2 separate regions of the Mus musculus genome follow, and region 1 is linked to region 2. The links are chromatin loops, found by intact Hi-C in ENCODE. Cell type or tissue: left cerebral cortex. All regions are shown on one strand. Each heading gives the region's core, and the rest is flanking DNA. Links, peaks and the distances in the headings are about the cores only. Region 1 overlaps Klf7 (Kruppel-like factor 7 (ubiquitous)). Region 2 overlaps Klf7 (Kruppel-like factor 7 (ubiquitous)).

Region 1 (9,027 bases), core at 788-8,787, 52 kb after region 2:
GAATCACCATCAAAGCCCACAATGTCCAGTGAAATGAGACTCCTAGTTTCTGCCTTCACATGAAAGCACGGGTTGTCCCCAGACACCACACCTCAGTAGAGCTAGTGACAACTGTCACGAAAGGTAAACAAAGCAAGTTTTCAGATCCGTAGCACTCCCCATGTCCGAGTCACAGCTTCCTTCAACTTCTCGGATTCTGGCTTTTGTGTCTAAATGGAAGTGGAGGCATTCCCTACTCTAAACCAGACATTAGTTCAGCCCATTTGCTATTAAGGGAGCACCACTTTCCCCAGAAAGAACCAAGAGGAATCAGACTCCTGCAGCCTGTTTTACTTATCAACATTCACATCTGTCAACAGAGTACAATGGCATCTTGCTAATCAGGCCTCCAGCAGAACTTCAGGACTAGAACATTCGACACAATCTACACTCAGAAACAAACCACCACCATGATGGCCACGAGCCACCTGCTGCTTTTGTATCCGTGAGCTTTGTGGTGCTGCTTACCAACATATCATCAGGCTTTCCTCTTGTCTGACAGAATTTACTAAGTGACATAGAAACACCTATTAACTTTTTCCCCCATACTAGGGAAGGAAAAAAAAAAAACTTTAAACAACACATTGATCCAATGCTAATAACAACACACAATTCTAGAATCCGAGGCTCATTGTGGGAGGCTCATTTTTTTAGAACAACCCCTCTACACCAGACATTAAAATCTATTCTAACACTTTATCTAAAATAGAATGACATTTGTATGTAATCTGCAGGCCTCTTTAAATAATTTCTAGATTGTTCCTGAGACTCTTTACAGTGTATGAGCTTTGAAACTAGCCACTGGACCACACTGTTTAGGAAAGGCTATGGAAAAATTTTTAAAAAGTATGCACACATGCTCAGTTACAGACATTACTTTCTAAAAAGTTTTGACCTATAGTTTAAATAGATAAACAAAGCCACCATACTGAGAACATGGAGGGTGATAGCATCTTTGTTTAGCAACATGCAGAATATGGAGAAAGGGATTTTATACAACGTAAGGAGACTCAAAATAATGAAATGCAGATGTTCAAGAGTTCCAAGAATTATCAAATATTTGTTCCATTTTAGAGCCTTTCTGAGTAGTAACTATAAACTTCTTGGGAAAGTTCTGGGAGATCAGTTTTGGGAAGATGGGTAGGAAAGTTCCTTGGCTATGTCAGACATATCTGTGGACACCATCCACTCTTGGCAGTCCATTGCTTTCCTTCTGTCCCAAATGATACTCCACTCTTCCATAGTTATTTCCTTCTCTTCAGGTTCCACCTCTACACACTAAGCTATGCCATGGAGCAGGGACAATGCCCCTTTGGTTCACTATGGTATCCTCAACACATCACACAGAGTTTAGCCCTACCATGGAAGAAAGAGAAGGAAGCATCAAGGGAAGGAGGAATTAAGGAATGAAAGAAAACAAAACAAGGGAAACCCTGAGCTAGAGCTGCAGATGAGGCAGGCTCCCCTTCCTCGTCAAGCATCCGCTGGTTTACAGTGAATGTCAATGATCGTGTTCTCACCTGTTCACTCACTGTTGGTGGATGAGGGACTATGGGGGAAGATGTGAAGTGAAAAAGAACAGGCAGGTAGCAGGTGGGCAAGCCAGAGTGTGAAAGCCAGGGACTCTTGTGTTCTTGTTGCTCTACTTATACTACCCTCCCACTAAGGTTCCTGGCAAACACTCCTCTCATTTTCCCTCCGTTTTTTCTTTTAGGCAAAGTCATTCCCGAAATCATTCCCTTTAACTAGCTCCATTCTGCCACTCTCCCAAATACTAAGAGGAGAAACTCCGTTGAGCCCTACTCCAGAGCAAGGCCAATGTCTGCTGGCACTACTTTCTAGTTCCCTTCTCTCCTCCAATGATCCCTGTGTCCCTGCCACCTTCCCTTCACATCCTCTGGGAAGTTCTGCCTTATTTTAATCTCCATTTTCTTACGGGAGGTCCTAGGATTCCATGAGACCTTCACTGACAAGGAAATTCTTTCAAGGTACCCTGGAAACTCAGCTGGCCAGAATTCCTTTTACTCCCTTCACCTGCTGCTGCCCAAGAGACATGAAAAAAGGAAGAGGAAACAGCTCAGTGTATGGCTCACCTATCTTGTCCTAGCTGCCCCTACCTCTCCCTGGAGAGCTGTCTTTTCCTGAGTCTGCCCTATCACAAGCCAAGACTCAGTGATTCCACTGAACCCAGGCAGCACAGGAATGACAAATGATACACATCTGTCCGATGGTGGCTCAAGCAAGCCAGGGCAAGAAGTGGTTAGAGATATGGATGTGAGACTACTATATTGCTCCTTCTGGGTCTGTGTGCAGCCTGATCAATAACACAGCTGGCGCTTGACTTGCACCTGTCTAGCTCCTGGGTCTTCTCCGTGAAGGCTGCAGGAAGAAAGGTCCATCTATTGTCCTTGCTGAAAGAGTAGAAATTACTATTAAAGGGCTCTCTTAATGGTCCAGACTTCCTATGAACCTTGCTATCCTGTAAGCTAACACCTAAGACTTAACACACACACACACACACACACACACACACACACACACACACACACAGGAAAACATAGCTGGTTCATTACCATTATTACCTAGACTGCTCTTTAGAAACGTAAATGTAAGGACCTTTTCTGAGTTTCTCTTATAACTCTTCCCCTTTCCCCAAACTGTCAATAAATGTTTTCATATGGTTTTGATTGAAATTTTATGTATGTCGGCCCCCACAACAGATTATTCTTTAAATTACTTTTTCTTCTCTCATACATAGAAGGAAAAGTGACTGGCTTTTCATTTTAACAGCTGAAAGGGACAGAGGCTAGGGCAGAGCAGCCCCTCCCCCACCTCAGCTTCAGCCCTTATTTCTCATAACAGTGTGGTTTTTCTATGCATCCCTCCGGCCACGGCCACACCCACACCTCCTAAGAAATGTCTTAAAATAAAACAAGTCTTAGGATGAGTGTGTAGGCCCCATTGGAGGAAGCTGGGTAAAGGACACATAGGTCTCTTTGTACTCTTTTTGCAACTTCCCATGAGTCTGTAATTACTTCAAAATAAAAAGTTCTTCAAAAATGAAGCAAGCCCATGCTTTAAGGGCCAAGGCACAGTGGGGAGCCCCTAATGTAAGAGAAAGGGGACCTACTTAGGGAGAGCAAAGATTTACAAACATCACTACCTACCCCTGGCCTGGCTACTTCTATGGTCCCTGGGCAAGGGTGACAAAGCCAGCCAGTTTTTGAACTATTTTAGGATATATTTGATTTTTTAAAAGAACATAACAGTGTTTTCCAATGAAGCTAACTGTCATAGTTATGAGCTTTGAATGTTGCTACTTGATCTGAACCATTTAACATTTTTTAATAGTTGAGCTTTTTTATCCTCTCTTAAAAATCAAAACTAAACCGTCAAAGTACACAATTATTTAAGTTTACAGAGAAAGATACAGCTCTCCAGATGGAGTTTATCCAGCTCATGACTTAAGCATTTTATGGCCACACTTGCCCAAAAGTCATATTGGTGGCTAAACCTAGTTGCATGCTCCAGTGTTCTGTTGCTTCTCTAATGCCACTGCTCAGGTGGGAAGTTGAGCTAAATATATGTCCCAAGAAATCCTTGAAGAAGTGGTCAGGAGGCTGATGACTATTATCTCAGCTTCACACCTCTTACTGTCTATTAGCCCAGCTTCACACCTCTTGATGACTATTAGCCCAGCTTCATCTCTTGATGACTATTAGCCCAGCTTCACACCTCTTGATGACTATTAGCCCAGCTTCACACCTCTTGATGACTATTAGCCCAGCTTCACACCTCTTGGTGACTATTAGCCCAGCTTCACACCTCTTGATGACTATTAGCCCAGCTTCATCTCTTGATGACTATTAGCCCAGCTTCACACCTCTTGATGACTATTAGCCCAGCTTCATCTCTTGATGACTATTAGCCCAGCTTCATCTCTTGATGACTATTAGCCCAGCTTCATACCTCTTGATGACTATTAGCCCAGCTTCACCTCTTGTTTCTTACAGAAATCTACAACCTAGACCATTGGAAGCTGTGAACTTCTGAGACCCTCACTGAATTCTACCTAAAGTCTGTCTACTCAAGTAGGCAGACCAAGAAAGTCCTGGTAGATGACACAACTGTCCAAAGTCATCCTAAAATTCAAACTTTACTTCAAAAGGACATGAAGGAACAGATATGCCTATGCCAAAGATAAATGGGCTAAATGCCCAATGGCCCAGTGTCCAAGCCTGACCTACAGTGTTTATTTGAACATTCAATATTTTTATTCTACCTTTGTTTAATAACCAGGGAACTACAATTCTTAAATTCTGATTATTTTCTTTTTTAAATTGTTTGTTTGTGTGTTTTGTTTGTTTGTTTTAGCTCCTCTTGAACTCTGAGACCTGTCAGAAGATTTTGTGTCCCTTATAGCAGCATCTGGCTGGCAGTGAATGGTAGCTTCCCCTTTAAATGGGCAAATACTGTACACAGCCAATGTTACCACCTCTCCAATAACTTTCACTCTGCCAGACTCTCTCCTTGGCTCCTGGTATCCATGCCTATGGCTCCAGCACTCTTTTCATTTGCTACTGTCTACCGTGCCAGGGAAATAATCTCCTCCCCTCGTCTATCCCCCAAACTGTTCTCCACTGTCTAAACTCTTGGTGATCCTACCATGTGCTACAACCCCAGTCTTTGCTCTGCCACCCCGCTCCAAGACCCTCTCGCAATGTCTTTGTTTTGCTTATAGCCACAAGAGAAAAGACATGTCTCAACACCCCTCTTGTTCTACCCAGAGCATGTGCACTTTCCAGCAGCCATTAAGGGCTGATAACTGCCTTCTCCTAGGTTCCATGTAGATGTGTTGGTTCCTTAGACAAGAATAAGAAATCGGAGTCAGTGACATGGCTCACTGGGTAAAAGTATTTTATGTGCAAGGCCGACAAGACAACCTGAGATCAAATGCCTAGAACCTAGGTGAAGGTTGAAAGAGAAAACTGACTCCACAAAGTTGTTCAATTACCTACACAGGTTCTCTCTCTCTCTATCACACACACACAATTAATAATAATAATAATAATTATTATTATTGTTTTAAAATCTTGTACAAAAAAAAATAAGAAATTAGTGGTACATGCTTTTGTTGCAGGATACTGAGACATCAATCTCAAAATAAATAGTAAACTAACTTCCTGCTGGCTAGCTTTCATAGCCCGAAGGTGCTATGGAGGCCACTGGTAGAGAAAAATCTACAATGGAATTACCTAGTGGCGGACTCTGCACACTGCAAAATCCTGCCCCGCATGATGTACCTACCTAGTGGTAGCATGACCTAAATATGGAGGTAACCAACCATCTTCTGCCTTGATTTGAGACCCACTCATGCCTGACACTGTGCTTGTCCAAAAGCCCAAGGCTAGGTAGGTCACAGGCCTTAATGTAAAACTTGCTGGTATTTTTGCTAAACACTCATGTTGTCAAAACCGCCTTCTAAATATTTGTGTATACCCACAGGTTAGGTAGTCTGAATTTTGGTCAGAATAGCTTCTTTTTCACTAGGCAGCAGTCAATGCCAAGACTGATCGCTGGTCACTGATCACTGAGAATGAGTGACTGTTGAGTACTGGCATAGTTGGCTTCAGCTGTCAAGGATGACACAAACCTAAGGTCAGCTGAGAAGAGAGAACCTACTGAAGAATTACTCAAATCAGAATGACCTGTGGACATGTGTGTTTAGCATTTTCTTAATCACTAGTTGATGAAGGAGAGCCCAGTCTACTGTCGGAGGTGTAGTCTCCTAGGCAGGTGGGCCTACATAATAGAGGTTTCTGCTTCTGTTCCTACCTCCAGGTTCCTGCCTTGGTGCCTGCCCCTTGATGACCGGCTATAACCTGTACACTAAAGAAAACATTTCGAAGGTGGTTTTGGTCAGTATTTGTTCACAGCAATAAAGATCAAACTAGGACAAGTGCTGAGCCCTAAGTGGGACATCTATACCAACCCCCACCCCGCCCCTGGACTCAGAGAATATCATGGGGAGGGGGAAGATGAACGTTAGAGGGAGAATAGGGAGAATCATTGTGCAATGTTGTCTCCTAGATATGGCAGAACTGCAGTACTTATGATCTCACAGCACCTATATGGCTATCTGTACAAGATCAAACAAGTGAACATTACATCATGGAGCAGGAAGTGTTTTGCAAGCACCCAACCCTAGCTGAGGAGCTATTGGCAGCTGACGGCAGGGAGAGGGCAATTTTCTTCTGGGGTATGGTCCTAGTAGGATGTCCGTGTTCCTTGGGTAGCCCCTCCTCTAGCACTGGTCACTGTAGATACAGCACTCTTGGTATGTCCCTGGTAACAGGAAGACATAAGAGAGTCACTTCCAGAAACCCAGAAGTCACCTCACTCCCCAGTGTTCCAGGGGGCACAAAATGAAAATGGCTTCAGTATCTGACACTTGATTCTCAAAGGCTTGTCAGCATAGGACCGATCCTGAACAGCAGATAAACATAGGCATCAGCTGTGAAGACTTCATGGAGCTTGGCCGGTCCAGTCAATGTAGTCTCTACGTCCTTTCTTACCTGCAGTAACCCCACCCAAGGTCAATATGGCCCTCCTATCAGAGAGTTCACACTCCTTTCCTGCCTTGTTATTCCCACCAAGGTCATCTCTGGCTAAGGCAAGAGGCCATAATCCAGCCAGCTACGTGCTGTTCTGTGCCTTTCTTAGAAGCGTGAGTAGCAGAAACTTGACAAGACTTAAGGGAAAGGGGCCTCTGCCGTCCCTTTAAGTCCAGGACTTCCTACCCAGGTGATTCCCAATCTTATCACAGAACAGCATGTGACAGTATACATTGTTAATGAGTCACTTAGCCACACAGATCTGCCTTTAGAACAGAGCTCTCACTTCCAACCCCCAAACCTAGCCTTTCTCCATCTCTGCGCACACATCACTCTACCAGACAAGAGATGTGCACGCACCTACCACAGCCCAGAAAGCAGGAGACTAGGGCAGCATGTGATGGCATACTAAGTGTTTACATCCATGTGCCACTCAGGACTGCAATCCTGTTATTACAGCACCTGCACTGCAGACAGGAGAAATAGTTTGATGGTTCACTGTGGTTTATTCTCAGATTTTCCACGCCACCATCACTTCAGTCTCATCTACAATCCACACTTCTACCAAGTCAGGGTACCTATCTGTAGCATCATTCCTAACTCAAGCTTCACATGTTTTAAATTTTCTTACTAAAAATGCTTGTTAATATGGGACAATCGTAAAATGAAAAGCATGAAGTTAAAACAAATATTATAAACTTTGAACCAAATGTCTGCCAATCAGATATCCTGGATCTGCAACCTGTTCTCTTCATCTTAACTAGTAATGACAGTGTTAGTAATACAATCAATCAAAAGAAAGGAAGGAGGAAGCATGGAGGCCAGAGAGGCTAAGGCAGGAGAGAGGCTACTCCAGAGGTGAATTACCCTTTGTATTAGAAGGATGTAAAGAAGCTGAGAGTGGACTGAATCTGTCTCCCAAGGTTGATTCTGTGTTTATTCAGCACTATGCTCACAAAGCCCCTTGCAGTGCAACCTCCCCTCCCCTCCCCTCAGCATTGGCTTAAGTAAGCCATGCTGAGCCTGTACCATGCACTGTGCTAACATGCAAATACGTTTACTTTATGGCAAAGGGGCTGAGGATTCTTGAGAGACCAATCCTGGCTTGGACTTAATGACCCTTAAAGCTCAGCCGGGTTATTTGCAAATCGAGGGGGAGGAGAAGGGAGACGAAATGTCTAGAGCTCCCTCCGAAAGTTTTAATCTTTATAAACCTGGGTCTCACAGTGCAAAGGTTGGAGGGAAACATCAACAGGCATTCATCTCGGGTCTAGCAAGTGGGCTGCACTCCATGTCTGGTTTGTAGGCTCCTTTCATGCCCGTATCCTGTCTATCGTTCCTTTTCTCCTACATTTTCATAGTAATTCGCTCCACAGTAATATAAATGGCACTTGGAGTTGAAAACTTGTTCAAATACACACGGATGGAGAAAAGGAGAAAGGAAGGGGAGGGGATGGGGAGGAAGGGGATGGGGAGGAAGGGGAGGAGGAGGGAGAGGAGAGGAGGGGGGGGAGATTGAGACTGACCTTGATTCACCATTTAGCAGCCAAGAATTTTACAAAAGAAAAAAATAGAGATTGGAGAAAAGAAGGGGAAATACTTCATATTATGTAAGTCACAGGGGCAGCTTTAAAGAGGGTAAAAATGACCCTGAAAAAATAAAAAGTCCCCATCTGGGCAACAATAGGGATATCCTTAGTAACACAAGGAAGCCAATATAAAAGAATAATTCCTTTAAGCACCCCTAATGTAAAATAGCATCCTGAAAGCACTAGAAAATAAAGGACAAGTGGCATGCTGGCAATTTCTGGAAGACAGCAGAGCACTTGAGACTTGGAAAGGACTTTATTATAATACTGGGACTTTTTACACAGAGAACATCACTTCTTTAAGTGAAATAAGTCCCACAAAGTCAACTTCCACAAAAAAAAAAAAAAAAAAAAAAAAAAAGGGCAGCTAAAGGAGAATTCTGTACATGTTTCTATATCAGGGTTTCTAAGAAAATCCCTGAACTGGTTATTCTGACACACACACACACACACACACACACACCAAAAAGTGTTTTCCCACCATTTGTTGGTTTAGTCTCTGAAAGAGGCTAAGGGAATCACCAGAACAAAATCATTTTTGGTTAATGAGTATGCAGTGCCTGACTGGGGAAAAAAAAATTTTAAGTGGTTGTTTTTGTTTTTGTTTTCTTTAATTCTCACATAATTTTATTTAATAACTTATTAATTTTATTTTTCACCATAAATAGTACTGAAGGGGTTGAGGAGTTTTGAGTTTTTGTTTTGCCTTTTTTTTTTCTTTTAAATTCCATTTTACTCCCACTCAAGACAAGGAGGAGGCTGCATGCTCAGGAAACTCAAAGTCA
Region 2 (9,027 bases), core at 692-8,691:
ATGCGCCCAGCTTGCCGTGCGGGAAGGAGAGCGCTCTTCAGAACCCCCAGGTTTCACGTTGAATATCAAGAACCACTTTGCCTGCCTGGCAATCACCTCAAGAAACTTGCTTCCCTAGGGGGGAACATGCCACCTCAGAGGTGATTTACAGTTGGATGAGGGCTCTTAAGGAGAGGTAAGGGTGCCTGAGAAACACAACTGACATTTATCGAGGTTGAATTACAGCAAGAATTCGTGCACTTCCACAAAATGGATCTGAAATGGAGCATGCTCTAAGCCAGCATGGCGTTCTCCCTGCTTCTCACAGGGTCACTCTCCCTAAACTGCAACCCGCAGATGTGATCGATCAAACAACACCATCATAAATGCTTTCTGGCCACAGACCCCAAACATATGTAGATTTATTCACGAATTATATAAATGTACTGAAGTGCTACTATGCTAGCATATCGTAAAGCCTTTATTCAATAGATCAATTAAAAAGAATGAGGGCAAATTAAATATAAATAAAGCCATACATTATTCTTCTTGCATTCAAAAAGATTGTAAATTAAACATAAACAGAAGTTATACTTTTTTCCTCTTGCACTTGAAAAGACCAGCTTCTGAGGCCAGGTCCTGGAAGTTAAAGGGAAGCTGATCCTTCAGCCCTATGACACTGGATGGCTTCCACTCTGGGCCCTTACACTTTATTCTTCTTACAGGAGTCACAGAAACTTTGAAAATTCAAATCACAGAATGTGTCCCTTTCTGGGGACCTTGAGGTAGTATAAATCCATCCAAATTGGCTTCCTTGACATTCTGTGGTAGATTCTATTTTGAGCATTTGAATTTTGTTTTACAAATTTGAAAACCTTATTCTGAGTAGGTAAAGTACTTTCCATAAAAGCATGAAGACCTGAGTCTGGAATCCCAGGACCCAGGTGAAAATCCAAGCATTGTGGCACACAGCTATAGTCTCAGAGCTGGGTGGGTGAAGTCAGGATACCTGAATCTCACTGGCCAGGCAGCCTAGCAAAACCAGTGAGCTCTAGGTTCAGTGAGAGACTCTCTCAAAACAAATGAGGTAGAGAGTAACTAAAGAAGATATCCAATACTCAATTCTACATTCAAATATGCACATGTGCATGCAGTCTAATACACACACACACACACACACACACACACACACACACACACAATTTTTTTTTTTTTTTTGTGAAATTGGCCTTATACTATACCAGGCTACCAAAATCATTCTTGCCTTAAAAGTGGTTAAAATGAAATCCAAGTGTATAATAGTTCCCTATCACTCTCAGAGTAAAAGTCCCAAGCCTGCAAGCAGTAGATGATGCAGTCAGTATGACCTGACTCCTGGCTACCTCTCTCATCTCATCTTTCTCCTCTACCAACCTCCCCTTCCAGGAATCACCACCTTGCCCCTCTGCTTCCTGCATGCACTTCCACCTCAGGGCCTCTGTCCACCCTTGTTTTGTCCTATGCCTGGAACATTCTTGCCCCTTCACATAATTCTTCATTTAGTCTCTGGCTCAGAGTATACCCACCGTCTTTAGCCTCTGTAAAAGTCAGTAAAGGGTGACACGGTGGCACACACTGTCATCTTAGCTTGTGAGAGGTAGAGGTAGGGGGATGCAGAGTTCAAAGCCAGCCTGGACCACAAAGGGGAAGCCTTGTCTCTAAATGAAAACAAGGTGCAGCCTCTTCCCTTATCCACAGCTCTTGGTTGCTTTGAAATGAGATGGCATGGTATTGGTGGGTGCTATCGTTTTCCTCGGCTAGATAGTCAGCTTCAGGCAAGCATCCATTTTGTTACTGTAATGCCAACAGCCCTGAGTATTAGCCCAATATAGAGTATTAGCCCAATACTCTAAATCCACTTTCTGATCTGCAAAACCATCATTTCTAACCCACTATCACATGTTCTCCACAGAACACACTACATGAATAGTGAATAACAACAACAATAACAACAACAGTCCCCCAAACCTACTGCATCTTCATTGTCAACAAAGACTGGTGCCCACACAGGAGCAAGATAGCTTGTGTGAATTCTAATCCCTTGCTGCTGTAAGAGGTAAAACTTGCTTGGCCTTTTAAATCTGACATTCCTCTTGAACATGTGCTCCTCTACGATGTATTCCTTCACTAGCAGGGGTCACTTCCATCTCTTCCCTATCTCTCAGGGCCTAAAGAATGAAGGTCCTGACCATCTCTATCTCACACCTAAGGATCCAGGTCTCCTGAGCAACTGCCCCCTGGAAAGCATCAATTTATGAAGCCCATTTTAAAAGGCTGCCTCTGGACTGGACTAGAGAGCATCCCTGGTGGAGCAGATGCACTGAGCTTCAAGTTCACCTTTAAGATACAGATGGTACCATGAAATAGGAGCATGAAGCAGGATCCTGCACTCAGGGATTTTTTTTTTTAAAGAAACATGTAAATGAGCATTGTGCATGCAAATACTCTAAATCCACTTCCTGATCTGCAAAAAACGTCATTTCTAACCCACGTCTTAAAAAGAGGAGAACTTTGACGTGGCTAGAGTACTGCATAGGTTAATCTGAATCTTTATTTATTTGCAATGTGATTACTAGGCATCTGGACATGTCAAGGTTAGGGTCCTTTCAGGACTTGGATTAAGAACGTGGAACTCTCTCAGGTGAGAAGGATAGAGAATCCTTACAGTTTCCCTTTAGAAGCAACCATCAGCCATTTGCAAAGACCCAGGGAATGAATCGTAGAGGCAATGCCACGGAGCTCCCAAATGCCAGGAAGAGAACAACTAGCAAACATCCGTCCACAACCTGGCAATGCTGAGAGCTCAGACTATAGGTCCTGCAGTTAAAAAGTGCCAATGCTGAGTTACTGATGGCTTCTGCAGAAAACTGTCCAGATTTCTCTTTGATTCTAGCTGTATCTTAAGTAGTTTCTCTTCTTCTCCAGTAAAGGCTTAGCTGACAGAGAGAAAAGAAGACAAAAACTGTACTTCTCCAGAACATTAAAAGCATCTGCAATAGCTACCACATATAATAAAGAGCATCTCCACTAATCCCCGTCCCGCACTGACCTTCTACTCATCCACTATTCCCTCACCAAGGCCTCGCAGGTGCCAGGACCAAAGCCATTGCATTCACACAAAGCATGTATCCATTCTTCAGGGCAAGTCACTATATATTCCATTTTTTAATTCATTCTTCAAACAGCTTTAAGGCGATGGCCAGCTTGGGTTATCTGAACTCTTCATAGCCTTGGATGTCTTCACAATAGTTGTTCAAAAATAAATAACTGAAATCACATTCTCGAAGATGTACAGATCCTACGCCAGAACATGGAGATGGGAGAGGGTCTGACTTACTCTCAGAGCCCCTGACCAGGACACTGGACACAAGGCCCATGCGATATGCATCCCTGAAATGCACTAAGGGAACCAGAGAATTGAACCTCTAGCTGTAAAATGGACCTTAAAAACTAAAGCAGCGCAAAATGCTTTGTACTCTTAGCAGGACCATAGTCCTGTAAGTTTAACACATGGATTCAGATATGCCATCAAAAGAAATTTATTGTGGGTTTTAAAGACTCACTCTAAAAGGAGTGGAGGATATGATGTATTGATACCTTTTTCATATTGATTTCCTGTTATCATATTTGTTCACATTGGTTTATGTAAAGTGCGTTGCCAAAATCACTTTTACCTGTTTCGTTTTTACTTTTTTGGCAGTGCTTTGTTTGAGCTAAGCAAAAATTCTTGCCACTAAGCTATAACTCCCAACCTTCTTTTTGCCTAAAGAAGATAAAAAATGGACTCTGTGGCTTACATATATTTCTACTCTGAACTGAGCTTTACAGAAGCCCCATGACCAACTCAGCCTTAAAGGTTCATCCTCCTCCATATCAGCATCTTGCTGCCCATGGCACCCCAAGGCCTCACACCCAGTGTTGACATTTCCATGTTCTTACATGTGGGAGAAGCGAGCTTTCTCCCACACTCATAATCTTGCACGAATCCTCAACTACAAGAGGATGGAGGAGAGAGAGTCTTGGTAGCCACACTCAGTTATTCTACTTCGGTGTATCCTTAAACCTATCTCCTATGTCCACTTTCTGCCCCCTGCTCCTCCCAGACATCCCCAGCTCCCTTGTTGCTTATGTCTCTGTCTGGAAGGGCCTGACAAACTCCCCAAAAGTAAAGGCAGCCCTCCCGAGTTAGAAGATTCTCCTCCTTGTTGCTACAATGGAATTGATCACCCGAGTCATCCTTCTATGAAAGAATCTGCTTTGAGAATCTCTATGCATTGAGTTTTGGAGCCTGATCAAGTGATATTCAAGATAAGGTGTCCAGGTGAAGGCAGCAAGTGTGGAAGGAAGAAAACTTTGTTTAGTTTAAACAGGGACATGTGTAAAGGGCCTGTAAAGGAGCAGAAGCTTGGAACATTAAATCCAAAGGCTCAAAGAAGCCTTGTCTGATCTCCACAGCCAAACTTAGTAGATGGCTGCAGTCTCTCCCTGCTAGAGAGCAAACTTCACTGAGATCAGGAACCATTACTAACTTCTTTACTTTATTTACAAAGCACAGCATAAACTTCCTCTGTGTGTGTGGTATGTGTGTGTGTGTGTGTGTGTTTGTGTGCATGTGTGCACGCAAGAGAAGGAGAGAGAGAGAGAGACAGAGATAGAGAGAGAAAGAACAAACATACAAACAAAAAAAAGCAGCATAAAAATATTTTACCCTCTTTGTGGGTCTACATAACTTTCACCATTGAAAGTTTAACATATGTATTGAGTTATGTCTTTAACATATATGTGTTAATTTTGACATATATACTTCACAAAGGTGCCATAAGAGGCCCAACATGATTTTAAGTAGATTTTTTTTACCTCCCATAGCAATGTCTCTTGCCGTGAATAATCTCTTATTGTGGGAGGTCTCTCACTTCCATTTGCATTAGAGGCCCTTTAAGACCCAGGAAAAACAGTCGGACTCCACCCTGAGTGTCTGATTCATTTGAGGACTCGGGAATCCCACTTGTAGCAAATTTCCAGCACATGCTTCAGAAACCATTGCTCCAAAGGGGGAAATGTCTTATTCTAGCTCTGCTGTTGTCATACAATGACAGCGTGTCCTCACAGAGTCCAGCAGCAGTGATCTTCTGTAAGAAGTTCTTGGGCTGGAAGATTGCTCAGTGGGTAAAAGCACTACCAATGTAAGCCTGCAGCCTGATGACCCAAGTCCAACCTCTGGAACCTGTGTAAAGACAGCTGGATGTGGTGGTACACATCTGTAATCCCAACTTTCTACAATGGGTTAGGAAGTGGAGATAGGAGAATCAGCTAGACGGTGAGCGTCACCTAGCCTAGCGTACACAGCACAGATGATGTGAAAACAGACTTTGCCTCTGACGTCCTCATGTGTTTTGGGGCTTGTGCGCACCCATTCCAGTGAAACCTAGTGTCTGACTATGACTGGTGAACTACAAAGTCCCACTAGAACAGAAGGTGTTCCTTTAATTTGTGGTGGGGGCAGCAAAACGGATCTGAAACATGATACCAGAAAAGATGGTGGGAGCAGAGTCCCTTGTCACGTGTATGTGAGGGCAAGGACACAGGGCTTCTTCAGGAGTCTTACAATGCAAGCGGGGCACACACCGAGTCACTCTGTGCTGTACACTGCCCTGCACATCACGGACAGAAGAACACACAGAAACAGACAAATCCTTTGTGGCCATGTTCCACTTTTTAATTCTTTATTCACAAAGCATAGCATAAACTTTAGGAAGCAAAGTGTCAGGTTTGTCGTGAGTGTGTTTGAAATGTTGGAGGAAAACTGGGTTGGTCATGAAAACAGGGAAATGACGTAGATACTGAAGTAAGTTTAACTGTTGAAAGTTAAGAAGCGTTTGCAATGTGCAATATGGGATTGCATTGCATGTGCTTGGAGACACACCTCACTGAGCTTCCCACAAGCCAAAGGATGCCAAAGGATGGTGGTAGGCAAGTTCCTTATTTAATTCAACGTGTACAAAGTGTTCTAATAAGTGCTAGTGGGGCTGGGCAAAGAAGAACCAGGGACTATCAGAGCCGGAACACTACAACACCCCACAGTGGTTAGGATAGCTGCACTGTTGCTCCCCCAAGACTGTAGACTCCTTGACACATCTAGGCATAAAGCAGCAATTCCAGGTCATTCTTGGCTACACAGCAAGTTCAAGGCAAGCAATCTCAAAGGAATCCTCCAAAGAGAGGGACAGAGGCAGGGGGAGGGAGAAGAAAACAGACAGAGCCGTATTCGGCACTCTATGCTCTCCAGTTATGAAACAGGAAATGATGACCTCCTGAACTTGAGACAGTTTAACTACTACTTTTTTGTTTGTTTGTTTTAGAGGCACCAAGATACTTATAAATTTTTTTTCTTGTTTTATTCTTATGTGGTTTGAGTTTACTTTTAAAACTTATTTTTCATCAGCTATTTTGGAGATTAATCTAACAAAAGCATGAAACATAAATATACCTTGGAAATTTAAATTATATTTGGAGACTTAAATATATGTTGCTGATGACTGGTTACAATATAGTTACAGACTAGGTGTATGTTAAATTTGAATAAAAAGTTATTAAAGCATTTATCTTTTTCATTTTATATAACAACTTCACCACCATGTGAAATAATTTCAAATGAATCTGTAAGATGTTTCTCCCATTTACAACCACAATAATTCCTCTGTAAGTCAAGCTCCCGCCATTCTTGCTGATATTTAGATAGAAATTTGACTGTTAAAAAATATGAGCTTCATTTAAACTCACCTTTAGTTGATGCTTGGGATTTGCTTTCAAATATAAAGATTATCATAAAGTATTAAAGAATAGACTCTTAGTACAGCAAAGCTTGTAAAGGACAAAATACTTCACCTTTGTTTCTCAGACAATGCTTGGATCCCTACAGAGACAACCCATTTCAAAGACTGACAGCCCCAGAGCGTGCATCCAATTGAAAATCGCAGTGAGTTTATTCCTCTTGACTAGAATTTGGTAGTAAGAAAAGAAACAACCAGTCAGGTGTGGTAGTGCACACCTTTAATCCCAGTACTTGGGAGGCAGAGGCAGGCGAATTTCTGAGTTCAAGACCAGCCTCGCCTACAGAGTGAGTTCCAGGACAACCAGGGCTACACAGAGAAATCCTGTCTCGAAAACAACAACAACAACAACAATAATAATAATAAAATTTTAAGAAAAGGAACAACCATGGAACATCCAAGGCTGAGTAAGGGCTGGCTTAAATGATACTCCACCATGTGAGGTGATTGGTGCTTGGGAATCACAGAAAGCGGAGGGGACTGGAAGGACACGACAGCTGAGAGAATAAGCAGGGGCTAAGACGGCAGACTCTGAACGGTACATCCAACTGATGACATCAGAGACTCTGAACAGCACATCCAGCTGATGACATCATCCAGCTGATGACATCATCCAGTTGATGACATCATTCAGCTGATGACATTGAATGTACTGCCTTGGATATGTTTTACTTTCTTTTACTGCTGACTAAAAACTGAGTAATATCAGCCCAAATTACTATTAGGACGAGAAGTTAGCTTTCTACTATATGTGCTATAAATAGAAAAAGAGATGATATTTGTTTTTTAAAAAAATAGGACAGGATTATCAAAACCTCTCAGAGCTGCTTTTCAAAAGCATATATACTATAAAATGTCCGGAGTCAGCATCCTGAGAGTGTTTTGATTAACATCATGATGCTATCAATTGTTTTTCCCTTAGTATACACATGCAGACGGGGGCGATACAGTCTAAGCCCAGTCATTTCCATAAGGTAGTTTGCTCTAAAATCTAACAAGTCAAAAATGTAATTCTATTAAAGCCCCGAAAGTTCAAATTAGAGAGCTTACTCAGAGGTAATGGGAGTCAGATGCCTCCTCTAGAGGAACTTCCTTTCAACACAGTACGTGCCAATCTACCTTAGAGATGAAGGTCACACAGAGAAGGGTTAAGTCTTCTAGGACCTACACAAATCTCTTCCAAAATGATCAGCATTTTTCCCAGAGCTTGGATCTCGCCATTATCTAAACCAACCCACCTGTCTATTTTACCTTAGCATAAAAGTCTAAGAAAAATATTAACCCCAAAATGAAAGTCTACATTTCGTATTTTTGACCAATGACATGCTAGGGCCACTGATGCTCCCATGCCGCTGCTGAGGTACTTAGGGTCTATGAAACTGTCACCTGCTTTCCTACCTCACCAGCTACTGACCGTCTCTAAGATATGGAGTGCCCACCATCTCTAAATACTACCACCTCGCTACACCGCTCCTGACTGGGGTGTCCTTGTCCATTCATATGGTGTTTGCTTCCACATGTCACCCCCTACTAAAGCATTTTATACCCACCCCCCAAATTTGGGCCTTCTCCAAATCTTCAATCTTTGGACCCCTACTTTTTGTTTCTTGTAGATACTTATCTTTTAATGGCACAATATTCTGTCCTGATTTTTCCCACCAGAATTAGATGCAAAGTATTTTTAAACTGAGACATTTTATACTTGTAATTCAATAAATACTAAGTATATAATAAATACTATATGCTATATACTTTATAATAAATGCTATCCCAAACACTGGTAGAAATGTTTTGTTGTTTACCTCTTTCATCAGGAAGATTCTAACACAGGCTCAGATACACGTTTGCACCCAACCCAACACTTGCTAATTAATAAGTCAGCGATCAACCAAAATCCAATAGTACAAGAGCTTGTTACTGCCTTGTCTACCAGATCCACAGACCTTTAAGATGCATTATCTTAAGGATAATGGACTCTTCATCTCTGTCCACAGAAATCAAGCCAGGTCAATTCTTAGACTTCTTCTCTAATTCACTGATAGGAAAAAAGAAGCTCCGCTTTGTAACATGCACTGAGTTCCACCAGCATTAGTTCTAATATGCATCTGCCAATTACATGGCTGGAGATGAAAGTGAATGGAAAGACTCACTCCATCAGAGAAATCCCACAGGGGAAGCA

What was found. Peaks named below come from ENCODE experiments on the same cell type or tissue, not always from the same donor. Only the 100,000 strongest peaks of a DNase experiment are listed, where the experiment ranks them.
Region 1: a loop joins it to region 2, with 2.1 times the contacts of the local background. A loop is called at or near these places in 6 of 42 quality-filtered maps.

What each region holds. Positions count from the first base shown.
Region 1 is chr1:64,098,617-64,107,643 of GRCm38, forward strand. All of the region lies in intron 1 of Klf7 (Kruppel-like factor 7 (ubiquitous)), which reads right to left. Gm13748 (a long non-coding RNA gene) reads left to right here. Exons shown (of 3, transcript XR_003947836.1): 3 at 1-2,587. Among named protein-coding and RNA genes, the nearest start is that of Klf7, 18 kb to the right of the region's middle. In left cerebral cortex, for the core only: a CTCF peak has its summit at 5,293; a DNase peak (open chromatin) is centred at 6,938; H3K27ac peaks cover 317 bases.
Region 2 is chr1:64,046,309-64,055,335 of GRCm38, forward strand. All of the region lies in intron 2 of Klf7 (Kruppel-like factor 7 (ubiquitous)), which reads right to left. Among named protein-coding and RNA genes, the nearest start is that of Mir6899, 8.3 kb to the left of the region's middle. In left cerebral cortex, for the core only: no CTCF peak of the experiment used is centred there; DNase peaks (open chromatin) are centred at 3,957 and 5,652; H3K27ac peaks cover 1,725 bases.